5 separate regions of the Homo sapiens genome follow, and all the other regions are linked to region 1. A link is a contact called in ENCODE Hi-C or POLR2A ChIA-PET data. All regions are on one chromosome and are shown on one strand. Each heading gives the region's core, a stretch centred on a gene start or an enhancer-like site at or near the end of the contact. The rest is flanking DNA. Distances are from core to core; before and after follow the strand shown.

The links. A loop is a pair of places that touch in the nucleus more often than their neighbours do. ChIA-PET counts read pairs that join two places held with the same protein, here RNA polymerase II (POLR2A). Pooled maps may share reads with other maps.
Region 2: a pooled map shows a loop between it and region 1 (3-fold over the local background). The contact joins the enhancer-like site here to the promoter of RNF103 in region 1. A Hi-C loop is called at or near these places in 1 of 50 pooled maps. POLR2A ChIA-PET finds 5 or more read pairs at or near these places in 2 of 52 experiments (B cell and CD4-positive, alpha-beta T cell).
Region 3: a pooled map shows a loop between it and region 1 (4-fold over the local background). The contact joins the enhancer-like site here to the promoter of RNF103 in region 1. A Hi-C loop is called at or near these places in 4 of 37 single-sample maps with no recorded cell type and 7 of 50 pooled maps.
Region 4: a map with no recorded cell type shows a loop between it and region 1 (8-fold over the local background). The contact joins the enhancer-like site here to the promoter of RNF103 in region 1. A Hi-C loop is called at or near these places in 4 of 37 single-sample maps with no recorded cell type and 3 of 50 pooled maps. POLR2A ChIA-PET finds 5 or more read pairs at or near these places in 2 of 52 experiments (activated CD4-positive, alpha-beta T cell and activated T-cell).
Region 5: a loop to region 1 is called in a map of OCI-LY7, with 8 times the contacts of the local background. The contact joins the enhancer-like site here to the promoter of RNF103 in region 1. A Hi-C loop is called at or near these places in 1 of 168 maps with a recorded cell type or tissue (OCI-LY7), 5 of 37 single-sample maps with no recorded cell type and 9 of 50 pooled maps.

Annotation. Positions count from the first base shown.
Region 1 is chr2:86,622,539-86,625,216 of GRCh38, reverse strand. It overlaps RNF103 (ring finger protein 103), which reads left to right and starts at 1,352. Exons shown (of 4, transcript NM_005667.4): 1 at 1,352-2,556. The coding sequence starts at 2,331. All of the region lies in intron 2 of RNF103-CHMP3 (RNF103-CHMP3 readthrough), which reads left to right. RefSeq lists silencers at 1,162-1,331, 1,412-1,951, 2,222-2,301, 2,482-2,531 and an enhancer at 1,157-1,451.
Region 2 is chr2:85,636,276-85,638,953 of GRCh38, reverse strand. USP39 (ubiquitin specific peptidase 39) reads right to left here. Exons shown (of 13, transcript NM_006590.4): 8 at 1,518-1,585. Among named protein-coding and RNA genes, the nearest start is that of USP39, 21 kb to the right of the region's middle. Within about 2 kb of position 1,318, at least 5 of the 41 ENCODE cell types and tissues checked have a DNase peak (open chromatin) inside an H3K27ac peak, as active enhancers do.
Region 3 is chr2:85,860,384-85,863,061 of GRCh38, reverse strand. It overlaps ST3GAL5 (ST3 beta-galactoside alpha-2,3-sialyltransferase 5), which reads left to right. Exons shown (of 7, transcript NM_003896.4): 3 at 1,770-1,881. Among named protein-coding and RNA genes, the nearest start is that of ST3GAL5, 27 kb to the left of the region's middle. RefSeq lists an enhancer at 1,686-1,765. Within about 2 kb of position 1,366, at least 6 of the 41 ENCODE cell types and tissues checked have a DNase peak (open chromatin) inside an H3K27ac peak, as active enhancers do.
Region 4 is chr2:85,993,623-85,996,300 of GRCh38, reverse strand. All of the region lies in intron 2 of LOC105374843 (a long non-coding RNA gene), which reads left to right. Among named protein-coding and RNA genes, the nearest start is that of ST3GAL5-AS1, 110 kb to the right of the region's middle. RefSeq lists enhancers at 1,760-1,939, 1,980-2,169 and a cis regulatory region at 1,910-2,423. Within about 2 kb of position 1,325, at least 20 of the 41 ENCODE cell types and tissues checked have a DNase peak (open chromatin) inside an H3K27ac peak, as active enhancers do.
Region 5 is chr2:86,035,276-86,037,953 of GRCh38, reverse strand. The region is part of intron 27 of POLR1A (RNA polymerase I subunit A); the gene reads left to right. Among named protein-coding and RNA genes, the nearest start is that of POLR1A, 69 kb to the left of the region's middle. RefSeq lists a silencer at 1,256-1,305 and an enhancer at 1,976-2,035. Within about 2 kb of position 1,378, at least 36 of the 41 ENCODE cell types and tissues checked have a DNase peak (open chromatin) inside an H3K27ac peak, as active enhancers do; they include OCI-LY7, where a contact is called at or near this core.

The sequences.
Region 1 (2,678 bases), core at 103-2,602:
AAATGCCCTTGTTCACTTTATTTTAAATGGGCACCATTCGGAGGCTACATTCTCACAGTCCATTCTTTGCTTCCCGTTCCTCCCTTGCTCCATGACCTGGGATCATGATCCCTTTCTTCCTAAAACTTTCACCCCTAGTTTCAGATAGTTGACAGTTTTGCACAAATAGTAACATTTCCCCGTAATTACTGTTTTTTTTTTCCTTCCTTATCAAAAGGGGCTGGTCAAAGCCAACCTTGTTCAGTTTATGAACCCAACTCCTTCCTCCCTCAAGACTGACACAGAGATTGACGTAAAGAGTACGCTCGGCCCGGTTAAATTTATAAGCACAGAACCAGGTATCGCATGCTTGTCCATGTGACTCTTTTTTTTCTTTTCTTTCTTTCTTTTTTTTTTTTTTTTTTTTTTTTTTTTTTTGAGACGGAGTCTTGCTATGTCACCCAGGCTGGATGGAGTGCAGTGGCGCGATCTCAGCTCCCTACAAGCTCCGCCTCCCGGGTTCACGCCATTCTCCTGCCTTAGCCTCCCGAGTAGCTGGGACTACAGGGGCCCACCACCACGCCGGCCTAATTTTTTGTATTTTTAATAGAGGCAGGGTTTCACCGTGTTAACCAGGATGGTCTCGAACTCCTGACCTCGTGATCTGCCCGCCTCGGCCTCCCAAAGTGCTGGGATTACAGGCGTGAGCCACTGTGCCAGGCCCATGTACAAAATAAAGCACCCGGAACTTTGCACCTGGACTTATCTACACTCGACAATCTTTGTCCTAGGAACTCAGGGAGTCCACACCAGGCTTTTAACACCCTTGAGACTGAAGGAGGGAAAAGGCTGTAACTGGCAGCGACAACTGGGCCTAGTATAACGCGAACTCCAGTTTTGGCCAAACCTCCTCCAACACACATGTGCAAAGCCACATTCTCATGAAGAGGGGGCAAAACATTTGCTTTCTGGGTTTAACCTTCTACCATCTCAAACCAACTGTGCCAAAAATTTCCCTGTTCACCAGGATTCATCAAAAAACGTACATTTCTATTTTCACCGATTTTAAGAGAATAATTAACTGCTCTATTTTTACAAAAAATACACAAAGTGATACAATCTAAAGACTAATCCTCAGACAAAATCAATTGCTAAACATTGGAGGGGCAAAAGGGGAGACCACGCCGCAAAAGCACGGAGAGGCAACTTTCGGCACCGCGGGAAGGCCCCGACCACGCTGCGGCTCCGCCTCTCCTCCCGCCCCTCGTTCGGTAGTCCGGTAGCCCCGCGGCTCCCCGAATTCCCCGCCCTCGGCCCCTGCGGGCGCACCCTGCAGGCCCCGCCCCGGCCCCGCCTCATCGCGACGTCAGTTGTTATGTCTCGGCTCCGGCCGCGGCCGCCGCTGATACACGGTTGTGGAGGGTACGGCCGCGGTCTCCGGAGGTGGCGGGGGTGTTGGGGACGGGTGCTGCGACCGGCACTGCCCATCCGAGCGGGACGGGCGCTGAGTGGCCGGGAGGCAGCCGGGTAGCCGCCTGGAGGAGCAGTCTCGGGGCCTATTATTGGTTTTTTCCCTCCGAGACCGATTCCATCTGCAGAGACCGCGACGCCCCATCCTGGGCCGGGCCGCAGTGCCCGCCCGCCTGAGAGGCGCCGCCCGCCAGCCGGCCCGAGCGAACCTGGAGCCGCCGCCGTGCCCGCCGCTCTTCTCGCGGAGCCTGGGCGGTCGGCGGGGCCTGGGGCCTGGGCTTCGGGCGCGGCGTTGCGGCGGCCGCTCCTCCCCGCGCAGAACACGCTGGGCCCCGGGCCTGGCCCGGCCGAGCGCCGCGCCCTCCTGACCCGCGGCCGCGGGAGTCCGGCCCCCACGGCCCCTCGGGCCCCGGCCTGCCGCCCGGATCCCCGCCTCCTGGGCGGATCTGAGTTATTTTTTGGTCTCCCCCTCCCCCTTGAGATCGCGGCACCGGAGGGCCGACCCCGCCACCTGGGTCAGTGCCCGCCCCGGGGGAAGCGTCCCTCGTTTTGTTCTTCCCCGCGAGCTCTCCCCGCGCCCCTCTCCTTTCTGTGCTTAATGGATGGGGGTTTTGAGTTTTTCCCCTTTATTTTTGTCGGCTCTTGACTGGGAGGCCCGGCGCGAGGCTCTGCGTCTCTGCGTCCCTCGTCGCCGCCTCGCGCCCGCGCGGATCCCGTCACCTGCTTCCCCGCCGGGGATGGCCGGCCAGTGACGGCGCCGGGTGGCCCGCGCGTGGACACGGGGCCCTCGCCCAAGCTGCCACCGAGCCGCGGCCCCCGCCCTCGACCCTTCTCTCTCCCGTATTCCGAGCTCTCTGGAAAGAGAGGAAACTCCAGGGAAGATGTGGCTGAAGCTTTTTTTCTTGCTCCTCTATTTCCTGGTCCTGTTCGTCCTGGCCAGGTTTTTTGAGGCCATTGTGTGGTATGAAACTGGCATCTTTGCCACCCAGCTGGTGGATCCGGTGGCGCTGAGCTTCAAGAAGCTGAAGACCATTTTGGAGTGCCGGGGGTTGGGCTACTCAGGGTTGCCCGAGAAGAAGGATGTCCGGGAGCTGGTGGAAAAGTCAGGCGAGTATCGGGCTTCCCCTAGGGTCCCCTCCACCTGGGAGAGGGGACGACCTGTACCTCCTGGTACCTGGCTGTTCCCCCAGAGTGAGGCCTTTCCTGGAAGCGTTAAAGCTGCCCAGGTT
Region 2 (2,678 bases), core at 69-2,568, 990 kb after region 1:
ACGGCTGTAATCTCAACACTTTGGGAACAAAGGTGAGAGGACTGCTTGAGTCCAGGACTTCCAGACCAGCCTGGGCAACACAGTGAGACTCCATCTCTACAAAAAAAAAAAAAAATTGGCCGGGCATGATGGCTCACACCTGTAATCCCAGCACTTTGGGAGGCCGAGGCAGGTAGATCACCTGAGGTCAGGAGTCCAAGACCAACGTGACCAACACGGAGAAACCCCGTCTCTACTAAAAATACAAAATAAGCCGGGCGTGGTGGTGGCGCCTGTAATCCTAGCTACTCGGGAGGCTGAGGCAGGAGAATCACCTGAACTCGGGAGGCGGAGGTTGCGGTGAGCCGAGATAGTGCCATTGCACTCCAGCCTGGGCAACAAGAGTGAAACTCCGTCTCAATAAAATAAATAAATTAATTAATTAATTAAATTAAACAAAAATAAAAATAAAAATTAGCCCGGTGTGGTGGTGTGTATCTATGGTCCCAGTTTCTGGGGAGGTTGAGGTGGGAGGATCACTTCAGCAAGGGAGGTTGAGGTTGCAGTGAACCATAATCACGCCACCACACTCAGCCTGAGTGACAGAGATCTTGTCTCAAAAAGGAAAAAAAATCCATTAAAAAAAGAAAGTGGGCCGAGCACGGTGGCTCATGTCTGTAATCCCAGCACTTTGGGAGGCCAAGGGAGGTGGATCACCTAAGGTCAGGAGTTTGAGACCATCCTGACCAACATGGTAAAACCTCTTCTCTACTAAAAATAGAAAAATTAGCCAGGCATAGTGGCGCATGCCTGTAATCCCAGCTACTTCGGAGGCTGAGGCAGGAGAATGGTTTGAACCTGGGAGGTGGAGGTTGCAGTGAGCTGAGATCATGCCATTGCACTCCAGACTGGTCAACAAGAGCAAAACTCCATCTCAAAAAAGAAAAGCTCTAAGACCATCTAGGAAGCTTAGCTGAGGGCCAGGCACGGTGACTCACGCCTGTAATCCCAGCACTTTGGGAGGCCGAGGCAGGTAGATCACCTGAGGTCAGGAGTTCGAGACCAGCCTGGACCAACATGGTGAAGCCCCGTCACAACTAAAAATACAAAATTAGCTGGGCGTGGTGGCAAGCGCCTGTAATCACAGCCACTCAGGAGGCTAAGGCAGGAGAATCGCTTGAACCCAGGAGGTAGAGGTTGCAGTGAGCTGAGATGGCGCCACTGCAACTCCAGCCTTGGCGACAGAGGGAGACTAAGAAAAACAAAAAGAAAGCTTAGCTGAGCTTTCTGAAAAAACACAGCAGCACCACCTAGTGGCCAGAACACTTAAACCAGCACAGTACATCCAACCACTAACTCCCAAACTGAAAAAGTGCACTAGTATGACAGGGACCAGGCAGAGCTGCCACTAGGCAGGTGCTTTGTTGAACCTCTTCACAGGGCAAGCAGGCTTGTCAGTTCTCTGAGCATCTCTTCATCTCCCCTACGTCCCCTCAAGCAATATGAATCAGTCCAAGACCCAGGCTCAATTAACTCACCAGATCAGGATGGGGAAGCTTTTTAGTGAAGATCCTCATGGACCCCTGGAAAACATCAGTCACAATAGCTGCACAAACAGGAAGCAAGAGACAAATTCCGTGAGGATGGAAAACATGTCTGAAGTATATTTCCAGCTTCTAAATTTCTGAAATAAACCAGCATCTTCCAGCAAAAGACACAGAGCTCTCACTAAACACAGAAGTTTCCTTTTGTACTATATACCACCAGGGTACCTTTATAATTATTTGTGTAAATAATTACTTTATTTCTCTTAAGACAACTTTTTATCCTCCATCACAGGGCCTGGTCCATAAAAGAAAAGGTAAATGTGTTCAAAATGAAGGAATGGTGATACATGAATTACAAAAAAATTCACAAGCAAAACAAGGTACAGCCAAGGAACTTCCCATAACCATAAGCTACTTTCAAAGGGAGACAATGTCCAAACTGTAATGAAGACAAGAGGACAATGACAGACTAAGAGATGGGCCAGAACAGGATCAAAGCAACAAGAGAGAAAGCACAACCAAGTTCTAGAACCCTGCCAAGACGCAAGTTAGAGAGCTCAGAGGGTTAACACAGGCTGAAGACACCTGGTAGAGAGGGCAGGGCCATCCAGTGGGAAAAGCAACAGGCCACAATCCCACATCAAGACACCATCACATCTATAATCCTAGCACTTTGGGCAGATCACCTGAGGTCAGGAGTTTGAGACCAGCCTGGCCAACATGGAGAAATCCCATCTCTACTAAAAATACAAAAATCAGCTGGGCGTGGTAGTGGGTGCCTGTAATCCCAGCTACCCTTGGGAGACTGAGGGAGAAGAACTGCTTGAACCTGGGAGATGGAGGCTACAGTGAGCTGAGACCGTGCCACTGCATAGCCTAGGTGACAGAGCAAGACTCTGTCTCAAAATATATATATAATAAAATATCATTGGGACTATAACCATATTCTAGCAAAAACTATGGAGAGGGGCCTATTCAGAAAGAACATGTAGTTTATCTATAACATAGATACTAGCCTACCCCAGATAAACAGTTAACAAAAGAATGGGAAGTTGCCTCAGCCTCCCAAGTCGCTGGGACTACAGGCACATCCCACCACACCTGAATAACTTTTGTATTTTTGGTAGAGATGGGGTTTCGCCATGTTGGCCA
Region 3 (2,678 bases), core at 117-2,616, 760 kb after region 1:
AACAAAAGAGGGCTTTTCCCTTAGCTATTGTAAGTTAATCTAAAATATGGTTAATTAAATTTCCCTGAAGGCCCTTGAATACTGTTAAATATCGAATACTAAAAATGATGACAGGTGTTTGAGCCAGGTCACCCTTATATCCTAATAAGTGATAGAATTAATCAAGGAGGAACTTGGCAGGTGTCTTTTTTTACATATATACCAGTCAAACCTAGTTGAAAATTGCCCTTTTTTCATGTCTAAACATAGAAATCCAACCTTGCAATCTAGTCTTCTGTCTCACTTTACTGACTTAGGAAGTGTAGGGGAAAAGGAAATTTATAAGAATAAGGCTTATGTTACATTCAGCCTCCCTTGAGTCACCAACCAATATTTATTGAGGCCCACCACGTTCATGACGTCATGCTGGGCGCCAGCCACAAGGCAGCAGGGGAGATAGACCTGCGCCCTGTGCTGCTTAGGCTGTGGGTGAGGTGGACTCGCTCCAGGAATTAAGGCACAGTCTGATATGTGCTACAGACACTGGGCTTGCCTTCACACCCTTTTCTTTTATTTTTTTTTTAAATCAAAATAAGGGAAGTGTATGCACTGAATGTAACACCTTTTCTGGGGCTGAAGAGAAGAATAGGTAATATTAGGTTTTCAAGATTGAAAATTCAAAAGGTATTAAAGAGTCTCAGTGAAACACCTTCTCATCCCTGCTCCCCATTTACCCTCCATATTTAAAGATAACCAGTGTCACCGGTTTCTTGTGTATATGAGAAATATTTTGTGTGTGTGTGCTCTGCCATGCCCCGTGCCCAAACCCACTTTTACACAAATTGATAGCATCCTGTTCACTTATCATTATACATAATCCCAACTTGTCCAAGTTGTCATGGGAAGCCTGTTTTAAATGAGAATTTTAAAGTTTTTAAAACACTCCCAGCAACACTTCATTGTATTCTCATCCTCAAATATTAAGAAATATTTTGCATCTATTATGTATAATATATTATGCTAGATGCAATTTTTTTGAAAAAAAAACTGCCCCTTTATTTAGAAAATGGATTACTTTCTCTTTATTTCTTGCATTTGTTTTTTCAAGAACAGAATTGTTTAAAGCAGTGGTTCTTAAATTTTGGTTGAAACTTTTTAGCTTGCGGTTTGTGTCACTGGAGAACTTAGTAAAAATGAGATTTCTAAAACTAAGACTAGACTCAGCTCTTTTCTCCAAGTCGTGTGTGTGTGTGTGTGTGTGTATTAAACTATATAATAGTGTGAATTTATCAGATCTGTAAAAAATATTTTTTAGGTCATCTTAAGGGTAACTAATGGTCCTGTCTCATTTCCCAGTCGGCCTCACTTCCGGGTAGAATTCTTTAGACGTACTGTGAATAAACTGTTTCTTTTCTTTTCTTTTTTTTTTTTTTTTTTAAGGACTGACAGAATTTTCAGGTCACAAAAGATTGAAGCCGAGATTCTGTAGTTCAAGTCTATTACTTGATTTTAAGTTCAATAATTGACATTGTGATTCAGATTTTGTTACAGTGCTCTTGCAAAAAAAGTTTTTTCTGTGTTTGCTTATAACAAAGACAGTCATAAATGACTAGTTTATCTTGTCAGGAAAATAGGAAATGGCCCCTTCCTTTCACCCCAATGTCAACTTAAAGATTGTAGTTTTATGCTGCATAGCAGGCAGACTCATTTAGGATTCCGTTTTCAGTTTCACATTGCATCTCATGATTCTCACATGACTACATCATAATACCTAATTGATTTTTTTCCAGATGTACATTGCTTGTGTTTGGAGTGTGGATCCTTTATATCCTCAAGTTAAATTATACTACTGAAGAATGTGACATGAAAAAAATGCATTATGTGGACCCTGACCATGTAAAGGTTAGATATCCCATTGGTGTGGTTTAAATGAAAACATTGCCAAGCATATGCTCAAACTATAATATCATTAGTCTACTGTGTGACAAATATATGTTAATAAAAGTTTGAACTCAGAGGGGAAAGCACTTAATCTCAGCACTCCAAAACCAAAGACAACCTTCTTCTAAAAACCCACCACTAACTACTCCACAGTATCCTTCTCCCATTTACTGCAGCTGGGGTGTGGGATGAGGTGGGCTCAACCCAACAGGCTCTAGGGCTCCTCTCCTGGAATTAATTTGCCCTGATGCTATAAAGTAAACAACAAAGAAATTCTTTCTTTTTTCTTTTCTCCCTTTTTTTTTTTTTGAGTCAGGGTCTCGCTCTGCACCCAGGGTTGAGTGCAGTGGCAAGAACACGGCCACCTCAGCCTTCTGAGTAGCTGGGACCACAGGTGTGCACCACCATGCCTGACTAATTTTTTTATTTTTTGTGGAGATGGGGTCTTGCCATGTTGCCCAGGCTGATCTTGAACTCCTAGGCTCAAGCTATCCTCCCGCCTTGGCCTCCCAAAGGTCGGGGATTACAGACATGAGCCACCATGCCTGGCCAGAAATTCTCTTAGTATCATCTGTCCTTCCTGTGTTTTATTTTTAATTTTAATGAATTCACATTGCATTGCAAGATTTTTCTTTCAGCTTACATTTATGTTTCCAAATCAAGTGACATATCAAATGCTTATGTCACTGATTATTTTAGTGGCTGGATTATCTGATAACATTTAGCCCAGGATGGAGGAAGAGATGATTTTAAATAAA
Region 4 (2,678 bases), core at 76-2,575, 630 kb after region 1:
TCAGCCGGGGTGACAGAGTGAGACCTTGTCTCTAAATTTATTAATTAATTTAGCTTGGAGACTCTTGCATGCCTCACCTAAACACTGGTCAATCCATGGGTTGGCCAGTGCCCCTTGACCTGGGTAGCTTGGGTCAGACAAGTGAGTGGGGTCATGACACTCTCTCTCTCAGGAATGTGGCCTCCAAGACTCAGAGGGAAATTGCCTCTCGTGGAGACACCGGTTCCACTTGGACTAGGCATGGTGCTACCCAGACTCCTCCAGGACTGAAGGGCCTGCACCCCAGTGGTTGTCCCTCAGCTAAGCCCTCTTTGGGAGCAATTCAGCCCAAATCCAATGACTGGTCAATATAAAGGCATAAAGGCCAGGTACTCTTGTCCCAACTCAGGGCAGCTGTCAGCGTCCAGCCCAGCTCCAGCGCTCCTCCAGGGCTTGGCCAAGGTCTTTGTTGGGACTGTATCACAGCCCAGTTTCTCCCACCGCCACTCCCTCCTTCTCCTTGTGTGTCCTGACTCCAGGGCACACAATAAACTGTCTGCCCACCTATGTCCATCTTAGAGTGTTTCCCAAGGAACAGGAAAGATGCCACAGGGAGGGCAGGAAAGAGGATGCGTAATTAGGCCTCTCACAGGTCTGCCCCTTCTGTCCCAGCTGACTCCTGCCTCTTCTGCAGGGGGTGGGGTGGAAGCAGTGCCTCCACCCCCACCTCTGACCTTCCTGCCTGTCTGTCCTAGAGAACGTTTGCCTGGCTCTCAGGGTCTCCAAAGGAAGAAGTCAAATAAGTCACAGAGAAGCAAGGCCAGACATGATATTGCCTCTCTGGGCCTTAGTTTCTTCATCTATAAAATGGATCACTGCCACTTACTTTGCAGAATTTAGAGGAAGATCCAGAAAAAGAACATAAAGCTACTAGTTTAAGGCTTTCTTATTCTGCTGGGTCTGAAGTCAGTCATTGATGGGCTAGAAAAACAAAAGAGCCCCAATGATCGTCATGTACAGTCCCAAAGATTCCCAGGACAATGGCCATCCACTTCACCATTTCCCCTGGAGTGAGTGCGCTTAAGGACTCAAACACTACCAGTGACTCTCCTTGACAGATGGCATCATCCATGCCAGGCGGTGCCCCGAGCCCTCTTCATCCTCCTTGTGCCCACTCATTCTGCAGAGAAACAACCGGAGGTCAGGGAGACTCAGCCGGGGTCACACAGCTGGTACACTGTGGAGCCAGTCCCACCCAAGGTGCGACACCCCCAAGCTTTGGTTTGGGTAGAGCCACTGCTCTCACTTCCTCCCCATTGCAAAAGGGACTCAAGGTGGGAATCAGGGTCAGCTGCACCCTGAGAGGAACTTACCTGATTTGCAGCCAGGGATGCTCCTCTCATCTTTTGGGGAACTATTGAGAAAGGAAAGACGTGCCCAATTTCCCAGGATTTCTCTGAATTCCTGGATATTTACTCCTCAGATTTCACATCTGGGGGATGCAGTGATGTGCTGAAGCTAGCTCATACCAGCTCAAAAAAGCTGACCATGCTCCTCTCCTCACAGTTCCACGTCCACACCTTCATGTTGGTCACCATGGTGGGAGTAGGGACACCATGAGAACTGGCAATTCTACCCATCAGGGATTTAAGGGCTTTTGTTTTCAGAGAGCTGTGGTTACACACTGCCCAGCACACCCCTGGGTGGGTTCCTTAGGACCCCTAGGGAAGTAGTCCCAGCTACTCAGGAGGCTGAGGTGGGAGGATCGATTGAGCCCAGGAGGTCGAGGCTGCAGTGAGCTGTGATTGTGCCACTGCATGCTAGTCTGGGCAACAGAGCAAGACTCTGTCTTAAAAAAAAAAAAAAAAAGATGCATTCTCTTTATACATGTTACACTTTAAGTTTTTGGAGGAAGAAAAAAAGAGCATTTTCTTTTGAAGTTACTCACATTTTAGTGGGGATAGAGGCCAATAATGCCACTGGCTCCAATGATAAGAGTTTTACTAGCTTTTCTAGTTTTTTGCTAGTTTTTCTAGAGGGCCCAGGGGAGCCAGGGAGATACCCTTTGGGCTGTGGGGTTTCATTTTGGTCACATGTCTCATTTCTGCCTCTGATTCTGCTAGTTCTCAGAACCACTAATATTCTGCCCTACATGTTAGGGTCTATTTTTAGAACTTCCTCTTGACAGCACCACTCCTATCTTGTGTCCACAGAAGGGGATCCTGACTCAGCACAGGGTTCTCGGGTGTGCGGATCCCGGGCTGGGCCTCTTGAAGACCTGTGTGGCCCTTGAGCCCTCAGCTTACTTTTTTTTTTTGAGATGGAGTCTTGCTCTGTCACGCAGGATGGAGTGCAGTGGCGCGATCTGGGCTCACTGCAACCTCTGCCTCCTGGGTTCAAGTGATTTTCCTGCCTTAGCTTCCCAATATCTGGGATTACAGGTGCCCTCCACCATGCCCAGCTAATTTTTGTATTTTTAGTAGAGATAGGGTTTCACCATGTTTGTCAGGCTGGTCTGGAACTACTGACATCAACTGATTAATCTACCATGGCCTCCCAAAGTGCTGTAATTACAGGCGTGAGCCACCACGCCCAGCCCCTCAGCTTCTTTTTTAATTTTTTAATTTTTTTTTATTTTTTTTGAGATGGAGTCTTGCTCTGTCACCCAGGCTAGAGTGCAGTGGCATGATCTCGGCTCA
Region 5 (2,678 bases), core at 129-2,628, 590 kb after region 1:
AGTGAAGCAGGCTTGGAGGCCCCCGGCAGACTGAAGAGTGTGGAACCTGTCTCAAGGGGCACCTGTTACTATGCAGGAATGGAGGCCCGGGGGGCCACATCTTTTGATTTAAAAAGAAAGAAAACAAGCTTCCCACCCCCTACGTTTTTTTCTTTCTTGGGTCACTTGTTTACTTGCCTTTGCTTTTATATAATTGAGGTCTCCTGACTTTTAAACATCAGCAACTAATTCATGTGTTTTTAAAAGCCCAGTAAGGCCCAGATGGTTCTCATCTGTTGCAGGATCTGGCCACAGGCCACTGACCACTGCCTCTAATCTAGACCAGTTCTTGGTCTTCTGGGAGCTGCTCAGATAGAGAAGCAATGACAGAGCAGAAGCAGAAAGCTCCCTGCACTCAGCCATCCCACAAACACATACTGAGCCATGCCCATTCGTCGCTGAGTCACGGGGGCAGGCGTGGGCAACACAGTACGACTTTTCTGCCCTCAGCCCTCTGCCCTCTCACCTTATGGGGCCTGGCCTCGAGCCAGCCCTCTGTGCAGGTGGCATTTGGGATGGTGGGTCTTGGGGTGGAGGAGCTTGGATGTGAACTCAGTCCTTTGGACGGGGGTCACTGGCCAGGTGCTTCCTGCCCCAGTTCACGAGCCCTGGGTGAAGTTGTTGTTGGCTGGGCCTCAGGAGCACCTGCGTTGGTGCCAGCCTGGGCTGAGAACATTCCTTCTGTCGAGTGGTCCTCTGTGCTATCTGGGCACTGGGCAGAGTGGCAGGGGAGTGCTGTGTGCACCCGCCTGCCAGCTCCTTAATTAACAGCGAGGAACATAACTACCAAGTGCAGGGGGCGTTTGTGCTGGCCTGGCAGTGGTTTTCTGGGAAATGGGAATTCAGATTTCATGGCCTCTAGAGAATAACTAAGGGTGGACGGAGTTAGATGTTTTGCCCCAGTTCTGTTCACAGGAGGCCCAGGCCAGCCCAGCAGGTAGGTCGGCATGAGGCTGGCGCCAGCCCATGCTGGGGTTCTTTTTACTTATATTACCTCATGGAATTGAAAATAGGAAATCACTTTTTAAGACTTCTTCCTGATGAGGGACAGCCCTGGCTTGTTCCCAGCCGTGAAGTACTTTTTCAACTCCTCCCTGTGTTTTGCTTGTGAACTTGAAAATCTGTGATAAATAAAGCCATGCGCAGTAGCTTTTGGTGGAGGTGGCCTCAAGGACTCAGCAGAATGGGGCTGAGGGGTTAGGCAGAGCTAAAAGATGGGGCAGTGGATGAGCTGGGTGCGGTCTGGACTCCCTTTGTCAGGCCCCAGGCAGCAGAGCAGCTGTGTTCAGGCCTCTGGCCGCCCACAGGAAATGGGAGGAAGTGTGAGTGCACTTTCAAAAGAGCAGCCAACCCCCAAGAAGCTTTTTCTCCTTCCTTTCTCCCATCCCTCCCCCTTCCTTCCTCTCTGCCACCCTCTTTTTCTTTCTCTTTGCCCCCACCCTCCCTTCTCCCAGCTGTGGAGTCATGAGACCCTTGACAGAGCCTGGAGAAAAACAGCACGAGACAGATGGTTCCCTAGGTAGAGATATACAAGCGTAGAAGGCCCCCCAGATCTCTGCACTGGCACCCATCACATGGGCTGTTTGTGTAAATTGTCTGGCAGGTGGCAGGGGAGATGAAGTGGAAAGAGCACTGAGCTAGGAGTTAGGGGCTGTAAGTTTTGGCCTCCGGTCCCCAGCCATGAAAAGACCCAGCTGACAGTCTGTAATTGTAGCTTCTGTGAATCTGACTTTCCAAACAGCAGGTGGTGGAGCTGTTGCCAGGCGCGTTCAGAAACCGCCAGGGGTCATGTGCTCTGTTTGTAATTATTTACGTGGGACGGGAGGCTTCTCTGCCCCTGCCCCTCCTGTTCCCTTTCTGTTGCTACATTCAGGTGAGCTGCACAACCTTGAGAAGGCAGTCACTGTGGGCCGTTAGTTCCCCTGCTCTTGGCAAAACCATAGAAGGGCAAATTGCACCTCCAGGAAAACTGGCACACTGGTCACATGCCTACCACTTACTCACCAGCCATTCATTCTGCCTTCTCACCTCCTTCCCTCCTACGTTCTCCACAAGTCCTGGTCACCAAAAGAGGCAGGGAAGGCAGAAGGCATCCCCAACTGGGGGAATCAGGGAGGGCTTCTTGGAGGAGTTACAGCTGCTGAGGCCTGGCCTTGAAGGATGAGTACAGCTTCAGTAGGTAGATATTGGCCAGGGAAGTTACTGGCAGAGTGAGCCGCTCAAGCAAAGGCCCAAAGGGTGCACAGGGTGGAGGGAGCAGATGGGCAGTTAGAGTTGAGGCCAGATGTGAAATGCTGGGGGCAAAAGCATCAGAGCCGTGACATTGCCACAAGTTGAGACAGGCTGGGGCGCCCAGCTGAGGGAAGCAGCCCTGTGTGTGGCAGCAGCTGAGCCCCGCACCCCCACTCCGCCTCATTCCATCTCCTCTGCTCTGCACAGTAGCCTCGGGTGCAGAGTGAGAGTGATCCCATGTTGCAGATGAGATCAAGGCCCTCCTCTCCAGTCTGTGGCAGGTCAGGACTTTAACCTGAACCTGTCCTTACAGAAACATCTCTCCCACCCCCTCTTTCCAGTGGGATTGTATCTTTCTAAAGTCAAGCCCGGCCTTCTCTCATCTGGCTATCCTGTTCCTGTCCCCA